Linked DNA regions of Mus musculus: region 1 is linked to region 2. A link is a contact called in ENCODE Hi-C or POLR2A ChIA-PET data. All regions are on one chromosome and are shown on one strand. The core of a region is the stretch at or near the end of the contact, and the rest is flanking DNA. Distances in the headings are between cores, read along the strand shown. Region 1 holds the start of Islr2 (immunoglobulin superfamily containing leucine-rich repeat 2). Region 2 holds the start of Islr (immunoglobulin superfamily containing leucine-rich repeat).

The links. A loop is a pair of places that touch in the nucleus more often than their neighbours do. ChIA-PET counts read pairs that join two places held with the same protein, here RNA polymerase II (POLR2A).
Region 1: POLR2A ChIA-PET joins it to region 2 with 21 read pairs in Patski. The contact joins the promoter of Islr2 here to the promoter of Islr in region 2. A Hi-C loop is called at or near these places in 4 of 37 maps with a recorded cell type or tissue (all left cerebral cortex). POLR2A ChIA-PET finds 5 or more read pairs at or near these places in 2 of 5 experiments (Patski and embryonic stem cell).

The regions. Positions count from the first base shown.
Region 1 is chr9:58,198,147-58,204,234 of GRCm38, forward strand. Islr2 (immunoglobulin superfamily containing leucine-rich repeat 2) reads right to left here and starts at 4,139. Exons shown (of 3, transcript NM_177193.5): 1 at 3,806-4,139; 2 at 3,134-3,226; 3 at 1-1,837. The coding sequence starts at 1,829. It also overlaps the pseudogene 1600029O15Rik.
Region 2 is chr9:58,156,568-58,162,115 of GRCm38, forward strand. Islr (immunoglobulin superfamily containing leucine-rich repeat) reads right to left here and starts at 1,987. Exons shown (of 2, transcript NM_001195431.1): 1 at 1,860-1,987; 2 at 1-1,663. The coding sequence starts at 1,655. The coding sequence ends at 369.

The DNA.
Region 1 (6,088 bases), core at 2,889-5,388, 44 kb after region 2:
CCCAGCAGGGGCACGGTGGCCAGCACCAGGAGAAAAACACTCACGGTCACGATAACCAGCAGGGACGGCAGTTCTTTCTTGGTAGAAAACACCACCTGCACGTGACACGCCTCGCCCGCCAGTGCCAGGCATACGGAGTAGTTGGTGCCAGGCCGCAGGCCGCGAAACCAGTAGGCATTGACCCCCTCTTCCACTCGTGACCACTGAACTGCCGTGCCACCCCCCGCAGGACACAGATAGAGTAGGCGCAGTGGCCGCCTCCCCGGCCGCCGCGCTCCGCTAGCACCATCTGGCCCAGGGCCCCAGCGCGCAGCAAGAGGCGTCAGCTGCACCCGAGCCTCACGCTCTGCTACATCCAGCGCGATGACGCCCAACTCAAAAACGTGCGGCTTGAGATCTGAGCTCTGGTTGAATGCATGGTTAGACACATAGCGAGAGGGGTCCCCATGGCCACAGTGCTTCTCTCCCATCGGATCTGCAGGGATCTGACCTTCCATCTGCTCTCCTTCATCTGTCTCCTCCAGCTCTGCCTCGATTTCCCCAAGCACGCTGACTCGGGCAAGACCTTGGCCTTTGGTTTTGCCTTCAGGCTTGAAGGGCAGGACGCTGTTGCTACGGCCCTTAGTGGTGGCCTTGCGCTCAGAGGTCGGGACCTGCGCATCAGGTTCTTCCCCTGTTCCAGGAGCGTGTTTTGGCGGCCCCGCTGCAGCCACCGTCACCCGTAAGGACGTTGAGTTGGTGCCCAGCTCATTGTGTGCACGACAAGTGTAGATGCCTGCCTCCTTGGCACTCAGAAGGGGCACCAACAGAGAGCCATTTGCGAGGGCCAAGAAGCGCGGGGTGGCTGGAGGCGCTGGCCAAGCAGGTGCTGGAGTTGGGGTTGGCGCTTCAGTCTGCGTAGGCAGGTCCTCATCTCCGTCACCCTCTCCATCCTCCACCTTATCTCCTCCATCTTCTTCCTTGCTGAGAACCGGTGGCACTAAGACTACAGTGCCACCCGGGATCTGAAGTTGCCATTGCAGGCGGGGTGTGGGGTGGCCTTCGGCGACGCAATGTAACATGAAAGCCAAGCCTGCGCGCAGAGGGGTGCCAGGTGCCTCAGGCGGCGGCTCTGCGCTCAGACGCACGCTGGGGGGTGCGCAGGGCAGGGCGGGCAGGCGGTGCACGGGCACGCCCTGCAGCTCAGGGGGCGAGGCGCACGCTATAGAATCGGGCTCCGGTAAGGAGACCCGGGTGCTCGCTGCCCAGGCCTGCAGCCACACGAGACCACAGCTGCAGTGGAAGGGGTTGTGATAGAGTTGCAGGTGAGACAGCGCGCTTAGTGCGTCGAACGTGCCGGGCTCCAGGGTACGCAGCCGGTTGTTGTTGATGCGCAGAGAGCGCAGGTCCGGGAGCGCGCCGAGTGCATCCCGGGGCAGCGATCCCAGACGGTTGTGGTTCATTTTCAGCAGCTGCAGCGCGCTCAAGTTACGAAGGTCGCTCCAAGGGAAGTTGGATATAAGGTTGTGGCTTAGGTCGAGGTTCTTGAGCTGACTCAGCACTGCCAATGCCCCTGACTCTACCGTGCGTACCTCACTGTGAGCCAGCCACAGCGAAGTGACCTGCGTGACGTTGACGAAGGCCCCCCGCCTTAGTACCGTAATCTTGTTGGCAGACAGACTAAGCGTGGTCACGTTGGCTGGCAGTCCTTCTGGGACCTCGCGCAGCTCCTTGTAGGCACAGTCTGCAAACTGGTGGGCGTACTTGTCAACACAGGCGCAAGGCTCGGGACACGCTCTGACCACTCCTAGCAAAGCCCAGGCCAAACACAGGGCTCCAAAGGGCCCCATCGTGACTCCTGCAGAGGGAAGTCAAGGTGAAGGGGGAAATGGTCACTTATGCCACACCTCTCTCCCTCCCCTAACAAACTCTACCTTCTAAACCTATGTAGGCTCCAGACACCTTGGTTACTGAATTGAGACCAGTGAAAGCCTGCATATTCAATGAAGGCTTGCTTTCAGAAACTGTCTTGTTTCTCCAGAGGGCATGAAGTATCCTCCCCCACACCACCCCCAGCTCCCATCTATCCCCTTATCTGGAACTGCCCCCTCCAAAGCTTGTGGTCTGCAATGGGCCCCATACAGACCCTTCTTTCTCTATCTTCATTTAATTCAGTGAAATGGAGATGCAGAAAGATGTTCGTTCATGACTAACTGTCTTCTTCGGAATCCTTTGTCCCACGCATAGCACTCGCACACACTTCCTCACAAGCAACAACAGCGCAAACAAAAACTCAGGCATCTCCCTGCTGCATCCCACTACAAGGCAGCGAGACTCTGTTAGGAGGTTCACAATGAGTTATATAGACACAAAAATACGGGCAACCCAAACATCTACACAATATACCCTGGGGACCTCATTGTTCTCCCAACTCAATGCAGCTTTACCACAGTGTTCTCCACCAGGAAGCAAAGCACTTTCCTGTGTACAGTGAGAAGGGACAGGCACAGGGACACAAGTCCTCATGTGAACCAGCCACACTCAGAGACATAGGTGCCACACTGCCCTACTCTGAGACCGAACCCCTAGCCGATGCAACATGGAGAACTTGTGAGGTGTGGTGTGGGGGATCTAGGCAGCCTCCACCCACTTTGCCTTCTCACCTCCCTGCCCTGGGCTGCAGCTCCCCTCAGGAAGTCACAACTGCTCAACCATGCTTTCCTCTGAGAAGAAAATCCTACCCCCTGACTAGAGCAGGCATGTTGTGGAAACAGTCAATAAAGCTTCCTCTTTGGATTCACAGAGCCCAGGCGAATCCCTCTGCCCACAGGTTTTTAGGGAACAGTCTCTAGCTAATAAGCCTGGAGACAGTCCAAGGTTCTATACTTCCCTCTAGAGCCTTAAGACGCCTGAGTGCATCCCCTGTCTCTAGACATACAAATATATTAACACAGACTCCCTGCCCCAACTTGAGGGTCCTGTCAGTCTTGGAAGACCCTCTCCTACACCCTGTCTCTGAGATTAGCGGGTCCCTTCTTGCTTTTGCTCCTAAAGGAGGCACCTCCCTTCCCTGTTCCTCCCAGACAGCCACCCAACCCTGACTAGGCTGGATCGACCCTGTGGACTGAGGTTGTGGGGCCCTTCCACTGCTTACCTGCTGCTCTCTGACTTGCAGTGTGATGCTGTGGGGCTGCGAGCCGGTCTCCAGACTCAGGTGACAGTCTAAGGGAGCTTCTGGCATCTGTTGCTGTGGCGGTGGGGAGAAAGGGGGAGTGCATTGAAAGAACTCCCCTTGGCCCCAAAGTCCTACTTCAATTTTTTTCTTTCCTTATCTGTTCGCCCTACTTCTCCAGGATTGCAGGTTTGAGAGCGGTCGCGCGCCCCCGTGCTCGGCGGGAACGCGCACAGTCTCCCACCTCGTGCTGCGTTTACATTTGTTAAAGCCATAGAGATCCTCTACTCACCTCAGGCTGAGACCTGTCGGTCTCAAGGGGCTCCATACGCCCATAGCCCAAGGCTCCGCCCTTTCCAGCCCACCGTACCCCTAGCACCCATTTTCTACTTCTCCCCACATTTACACATTCGATGACATTGTCACTATTCCTCCTTATGTCTCCAAACCCCTCCCCAACACACACACACACACACACACACACACACACACATCTTCACATGACTTTCACAGGTTAGAACTACTCGTCAACATGTAATAATCGCGTCAACGCGCTAAGTTCTCCCTACTTTCACACACATTTTCACAAGCACACCTTCACTCAAACACTCACCGTTCTCTTTTGCGCGCACACAAATATCCACGCTCACTCACCCTCACGCGCCCGTCCCGCCAGCGCCCGCGAGCTTCGCTTCTAATTGAATGCGAGCCGTTCTACGCCCCGCAACACGTGAGACAAACCATCTTTGAGGAATTTGGGAGAAAGAAAAGCATAGGACTGGAGGGGCGTGTCTTTGCCTTTAAACACTTTTTTCCCCCCTCTCCAAAGCAAGCAGTGGCGCAGAAAGACCTCCAGTGGGACCTGCTGAACTGCGCTGCCTGGCTCTCCCGGACCCTTTTCCTCCTGCCGCCTGCTAGCCTCCCCCTCCCCGAAGCTTCGTTCAACACGATGCATAATTGATAGTGTTAGCAGAACGCCTCACCCTCTCTGTCATATTTTGCCTGGATCTGGGCAGATACAAATCCTGGTTCCCCTCCACCCCCAATCACCGCCAGACTAATTCGCCAGATTAGTAGGCGCAGCCCTGCAGGGTGCGCGGAGAGGAGACGCCCACCTCCCCAGCCCATCGCAGACCCTGCTCAGCCTCTTGAGCCTGAACTCCACGCTCAGGTCTTTTGTGGCAAAACCAGCGCGTGCACTCCACTGCCCGTGGGCTACCTAGTGCTCACAGTGGAGTGGGTGTCTTCTGAGCTCCTAAAACATTAGGTTGAACTCACCCAAGTGTCTCACTCTGCCCTTGCTTGCTGCGGGCTAACAGGACACCAAGGTTGCCCACTAATAGTGGCTACAGGGACCAGGATAGTTACAAAAACCGTTTGCTCCTCTTGAGTGCTGTGGACTAGGGACTTACAACCCCTGAGCATTTCCTGCACCACCACCCCGCTCCTCAGTATCCTCTCAGCATCTCTAGCAAGCTGGCCATCAACCCCTGCATGCTCGCACCCCCCCCACACACACACACACTGTGAAAGCCTAGGCAGCAGCCACCGCCCTGCCATCTCACACCCTCATGTAACAGCTGGCCTCAGCAGACTCGGGACTCGCTGTTCTCTTTGGCAAACCCTGGACATTTCTTTTAGCGATGAGCAGGAGAATTTCAAGGGATGTCTAGGGATTTGACTAAAATGCATCATCTCACTCCCCCGCCTATGGCATCCCAGGAGACAGAGCTGCTAGCCAGAACTGGTAAGGGGGCATAGATTTTGAGAGATGTGTAGAGAGTCCCCTCCTTCTCTTTCATATACACTGTAATACTGGGGTGCTGGGGTCTCCCAGCCCTCATCAGAGTCAGTCTTCTGTCTTGGTTGGATGGCAGTGTGTTTGGGGCCTCTGCAGAGATCAATACCCCGATTTGAGTGTTAAGCATTTTAATGAGCTAGGGAGGGGGGCGCAGAGAGATGCAGGAAGAACGCTGCATCTAAAGGGACCACCCGGCAGGGTTTCTGAGGCTCCTTTGTAAATTAAATATGAACACACTGGTGTGTGCTCACTTTGGTCCCTCCCTCTTTCCTACTCCTGGCTACGGGCTGATGGGACCCCCACAAACTCAGCCAAGTTCGGAATCTAGAACTTCACACCTGCTCGGGCCTGGAAACCCCACAGACCGAACCAGGAGAGGGTGCTTGAGCGATCCAGGGAAGATGTCTTTGAGAAGGGAGAGGAGATGAGAACTCTGACTCCTCCCTGCCTGGAATCCTGTACGTCTGAGGCCGTCCAGCACAAGGCTCTAACCTGGGACAAGGCCTCAGAGATTTGGAATAGCCGCCCGATACCGACTTCTTTGTCTGCAAAGTAAGAGGAATGTCTGTCGTATTGTTCATGTTCTAGCAACCTTGAGGGGGTGGGGGGTGCCTCGCACCAGAAGAGGGTGTGGCAGCAGAGGGACGTTCTGCTGTTCTTAGTGTTCTGGGATGGAGAATCCTGAGGACTTTCCTGGTGGGGGAGAGAAAGACGCAAGGCGTGGGCGTTCCTCCGCCAGTGAACATCCACTCATCCGATTTTTACTTCTAGTCAGCTCTCTTTTTTTGAGTTTGGAGGGACGCAAGCCTGCAGAGGGATAACTTAGGAGGAGCGAAGGGCCGAGGGCTGGAAGGAAGAATGGGCTCATGAGCTCTCTCGATCGCACGGACGTGCAGGAGTGTCTGGGGTAAGCTCTCCCAACTCTGGCTTTCTTCCCTAAAGAGGTTGAAACCAGGGGACTCCCTGTAGAGAGGGCGGTTCCAGCGTCTACAGAATAGTTTAAGGGCGTGGCGACCACGCTGGCTGGGGTACTGATTCCCGTGGAACCCAGCTTCCCACCCACTCTCCCGAAAAATGCTTCTGTTGCCCGAATTTGCACCAGGGAGAAGACATCCCTTACCCCGTCTTCAACCCTG
Region 2 (5,548 bases), core at 737-3,236:
CAAGCTCTTTACCTCCATGGCTAGAACTCTCAAAGTAGGTCAGGTTAAGACATTGTTGTTGCCCTGTTAGCAGGCTGCCCCTGCTAGGAGCACAGGCAATGCTGTTAGCAGCAACTAGCACTAGAGATGATGAGTTTTGGGATATAGTTCTATCCTAGCTGCTAGTTCTGAGCAGATCTGCAAATTGGAGTAATGAGCGGCCTGGATGAGCTTAGAAAAGGTGATAGGAAAATGTGAAGTCCCCAGGCTAACCTCAGGCCTCACCAATTCCAGACCTCGTGGTGTTAAGACGGAACATTGGCAGGAACGTGATCAGGGGGAGTTAGGAAGGCCCTGGAGCTGCTCTAGCCAACCAGGGCAGGGTGTAGTTAGAAGTAGAAAAAGGAGAGAACAAGCAGGCTTTGGCCTAGCAGAAGTATGCCAGAGAACTGCTGCGCAGGCCTCCCGTCTGCTGCTATTGCAGCTTCTGGGGGCCCAGCACGGCTGAGGTAAATGATAACCACGTTGTCTTCCGGTCCGGATGGCTGTACCTCGTTGTCAACCGTATAGCAGCCCTTGCCCTCCACTGCTTTGCCATGGAACTTGTGCCCCACAGCATCCTCTCCCCCCTCACCTGGGGTGGCCAATGCCACATTTACAGAGCTTTCGGCACTGCCTAGCTCATTGGTGGCCAGGCAGCTATAGGTGCCCTCCTCCAGCTTGCCAAAGTCAGGGATAAGCAGGCTGCCATTGGCAAAGGCCTGGAAGCGTGGCTGCCCACTGGTTGCAAGGGCACCAGGCAGGGCACGTCCATCAGTGCCTACATTAGGACTGGCGATCTCCACCGTGCCGCCCGGGGTGTGAATGTGCCAATGGAGCTGGGGGACTGGCTGTCCATCCACGTCACAGTGGAGTGCCAGCACGAAGCCAGGCCGTAGCTCTGCTCCATCTTGGCTGGGCTGGTAGCTTAGTTGCACTGAGGGAGCTGAGCAGGGCAGGGGTGGCAGGCGGCCTAGTGGGATACCCTTCAGGACGTGGGGTGTAGTACAGGCAATGTTGTCCTGTTCTGGAATAGACACCGCTGAGGCCAGGGCCCATGTCTTGAACCACACGATGCCACAGGTGCAGTCGAAAGGGTTGTCATTGATCTGCAAGTGGGACAGCGCGGTGAGCGGTGCGAAGGTGCCCTCGGCCAACGCGTGCAGGCGGTTGTGGTTGAGCTGCAGGGAACGCAGGGCGCTGAGGCTGCTAAAGGCGTCCCGAGGGATGAAGGCTAACTCGTTGCTGTCCATCTTGAGCAGCTGCAGAGCGCTGAGGTTGTGCAGGTCGCTCCAGGCAAACTCAGAGAGGAGGTTGTGGCTGAGGTCCAGACTCTTGAGATGGCTCAGAGGGGCCAGAGCACCAATAGCCACCGAGCGGATCTCATTGTGTGCCAGCCACAGCGACTGCAATAGGGGCACTTCCCTGAAGGCTCCCTCCGGCAGGCCTGGCAGCCTGTTGGCTGACAGGCTCAGTGTGGTCACATTGGCCGGGAAGCCCGGTGGCACACCCTCTAGGTCACGATAGGCACAGTCTGCAATCTGGAAGCCATACTTCTCCCCACAGTCACAGGGCTCTGGACAAGCTCGCACCAGGTTCAGGAGAACAGCCCAACAAAGCAGGCACAGTGCCCGCATGGTACGTCCTACGGGGAAGGGCATGCCACCCGGGTGAGCCTAGGATTCATAGAAAGGAGTTGTCCCTCCTCAGATCCCTGCCCAAACTCTCCCCGTTAGAAGGCCCTGTTCCACATAACCCAGCCAGAATCCAATACCACCTAACCCACCACCCTCACCCCAACAGGAGAAGAAACCGAGGCCCAGAGGAGGGCTGGGACTTGCCAAGGTCGTGTGTGCAGTCAGTCAGGATGAAGACAAGATGGAAGTGGACCCCAGCTTCTCCTTTGCACACAGCTCTTTCTGCCTTGGCCTGTTCCTAGCTGACTTTATGACTTGAAATCTGTTTTCCAGCCACCCCCTTCCCCCCGCACTGCACAGAACCTCCCTTCTGCCCTCCCACATCCTGGCTACAGCTCCTCCCACTAGAGCCCCCCATAGGTATGTTTTGCTTCCCTGGTCCAGACAAGGCCCCTTGTGCAATGCACACACACACCCTCCACCCCTCCCACTCTGTGGCCTGTTCTGTTCAAACTATCCCAGGCAGCTGCCTAAATAAACCAGCTAGGACCTCTCAGCTAAGGCAGGGGGGCCAGAGGCTCAGCTCAAATGCAGCTGGAAATTCTGGGGTTGAGATTGTCCAAGCAGATGCTCTGAGCAGGAGCCTGTTCCAAGTCCCTCAAACCCAGAGGGATGTGCTAAAAACACACCCCTAGCTTCCTCGCTCCCAGCCACGGGGGCCCCTTCTTTCCTGACTTACCTCCAAACTGTTCTTCTGAAGTCAAGCTTAACAGCTTTTAAGATGGAACCAAAGCATCTAAGGACTGGATTGCTCGCAAGTCCACAGGACCAGGACTGCTGGAGGAGGGGTCTGGCTGGTTTGCACACCCGGCTCAGGGTGCACGGGACAGCTCTAAGCAGGGCTGCGGGGGAAGGCTCTGTGCTGCTAGACTCCTTTCAACAAAATGAAACTGAGTTTCAGCAACAGGGACTCTGCTTCATAGCTGACACTAGAAACTGGACAGGGAAAGAGGCCAAATTTGGGGTTGTTCATGTGTTCTCTCTCTCTCTCTCTCTCTCCCTCTCTCTCTCTCTCTCTCTCTCTCCCTCATCTCTGAAGTTCCAACTTCTTAAAGTCACAGCACTATCTGTGTAGGACCCAAGAAAAGATGAGGCCAGAAAGTTGGGTTGTTTTTGTTTTTTTGGCTTTTTTTTTAAATAGGGGAAGGGTGAGAAACTGGATTTCATGGAAAGTGGGAAATTTCTAACCTCGCTTCCAACAAGAAAAAAAAAAAAAAGCAGCCCCTTCTTCCTGCCTGGCTGTGTTGGTGTTTGTGTGTGCTGTTGTGTGTGCACTGTGGGCTTGGTGGTAGTGGGGAGTGGATGGATGTCACTGTGTGTGGATAAGTCTGTATATTAGAGATATGCAGTAGGAGATGTGTGTGTCTGTGTGGGACTGTGTGATGGTGGTTTGTATTTGGACATGAATTAGTCTTTTCGTGAGTATGTATTCCTGTGTGTCTCTCTTAATGTCTGTCTGTCTGTCTGTCTGTCTGTCTGTCTGTCTGTCTCTCTCTCTCTCTCTCTCTGTGTGTGTGTGTGTGTGTGCTGGGGCTTCTTGTTGGAAAACTGTAAGGACCAAAGTGTAGGGAATAGCCACCAAGCTCTAACCCCTGGTCGAGAAGCCAAAGTGTTAAGCTTTTTTTTTTTTTTTTTTAAGTAAATATATCCTGAAGTCTGAGGCTGTTGGGCAGGGAGCTCCCAAGGCAGCAGCCCAGCCCCACACTGAGTGGGCTGTATGTGCAGGCAAGATGACAGAGATGACAGCATGCCTGACAGAGAGCAGAAATCAGCCTTGGCAGAGGTGTCACTGGCTGGGGATTCTGAACACCCTGGCTTGCAGACAAAGAGGTTCCACGGTCCAGGACCCAGCACTCAGAGCAAGGCTTCGGGGCCTCATCTCAGGAACAGTCCCTGTGGCTCAGTCCCCTTGGTGTTGAAGTCCTGTAACATGCTAGACAGTATGGTGAGCGTTGCTACTTCTGGAATCTACCATCCCACACTATGTGAAAGGGGCAGCTACATCCTGTGGGGCGGATGTGAGACCTTTCTCTCAAGCATAAAGGACCATGGGTAGGAATGGATCGAGGAAAAGGTTCAAGTCAAAGGAGCTGGAGGAGAACTGAAAGACACCTCCTAGCATGGACCCCTCTGCCCTCCACAGACTATACCTGTCTGTCTCCCCCCTCCTTGCCCTCGCCCATGCTTCCTCTTCTTGTCTGCTAACCTGATAGACTCTGCTTGCCCTCTCGGTGAAGCCAAGGGGAAGTGGGTATTGTCATCGGTGAGAAGTGTATGAGGAGCCCCACCACGGTTCCTTACCTCCCCTGCTTGTCATGAAGCTGTTGAAGACCCCAGAGTGTTGCTTGCAGACACCAAGTCTGAAGCTAGGGAAGTTATTATAGATTCCTTTAGGTGTGCCCTTCTTGCCTCTCCTGCCCCAGGAAGCCTTTTCTTCTACCTTGCTTACTGTGTGGGAGAGTTTGGATAAGCAGAGCCTGGAGGCTTACACACATTCAGATTCAACAAAGCAGGGGGGATCTGACCCCAGGGTTTGTCAGGGGCAACTCACTTGTGACTAGGGCCTCACTAGGTTTCTCAGAACACAGACACACACACTCACTCACTACACAAAGCCCATACCATCAGCCCTACCTGAAGGGCCCTCCAAGGAGCTCAAAGTCCCCACTCTCCCCTACTTCTCTAAAGTTCACCCAAGGACAGATCAGCCTCAGTCCCTACCCCTTCTGCTGTGACTGTTTCCTTCTGGCACAGATGATACCAACCAAGTGGCGCACACCTTTATTCTTGGCACTTGGGAGGCAGAGGCAGGCAGACCTCTGGGAGCTCCAGATCAGCCTGGTCTACAGAGTTCCAGGACAGCCAGGGCTGTGTAGAGAGATTCTGTCTCAAAAACAAAAACAGAAACTAAAACTAAAAGGAGGAGGAAGAGAAGGGAGAGGAGGAGGAGAAGGAGGAGGAAAAGAAGAAGGAAGGAAGGAAGGAAGGAAGGAAGGAAGGAAGAAGAGAGAGGAGAGGAGAGGAGAGGAGAGGAGAGGAGAGGAGAGGAGAGGAGAGGAGAGGTGAGGTGAGGAGAGGAGAGGAGAGAGAAGAGAGAAGAGAGAAGAGAGAAGAGAGAAGAGAGAAGAGAGAAGAGAGAAGAGAGAAGAGAGAAGAGAGAAGAGAGAAGAGAGAAGAGAGAAGAGAGAAGAGAGAAGAGAGAAGAAGAAAATAAAAACCACCTCATCCTCCAGCCTTCTGAGGTCCCTAAGTCTGGGGTTGGTCTCCTCTCTGTTGATCTCACTGCTTGCCCAGCCTTTCCTTTCCCACTCTTGCTCTGACCTGCAGCCATTTGTTCTTCCATGGCTAGATAGATGCCTTGTCTTATAGGCTGCTGTTGAACCCAGAAGTCCTTTGGTGTATGAATGAGTTGTTGGGTCATCAGGTGCCATAAAGGAGTATTTTAGGGTTCATCTGTTCTCCTCCCTGTGGCCCAAATGAGGACTCTAGGCCAGATGGGAGGAGGGATGTGCCCAAGGAAAGTTCCTTACAATGAGGACATTTCAGGGAAGTTTGTGTTCAATGCCAGGGAGCCAAATTTTTCGTGGATGGGAGGGCCTCACTAGCTGTCCCAGGAACAGCAGGCCTGACCTCCTCATTCCCTACCAGCAAAGCTTTTTTTTTTTTTAAAGATTTATTTATTATTTTATGTAAGTACACTGTAGCTGTCTTCAGAGACACAAGAGGGCATCAAATGTCATTATGGATGGTTGTAAGCCACCATATGGCTGCTGGGGTTTAAACTCAGGACCTTCAGAAGAGCAATCAGTGCTCTTAACCATTGAGCCATCTCT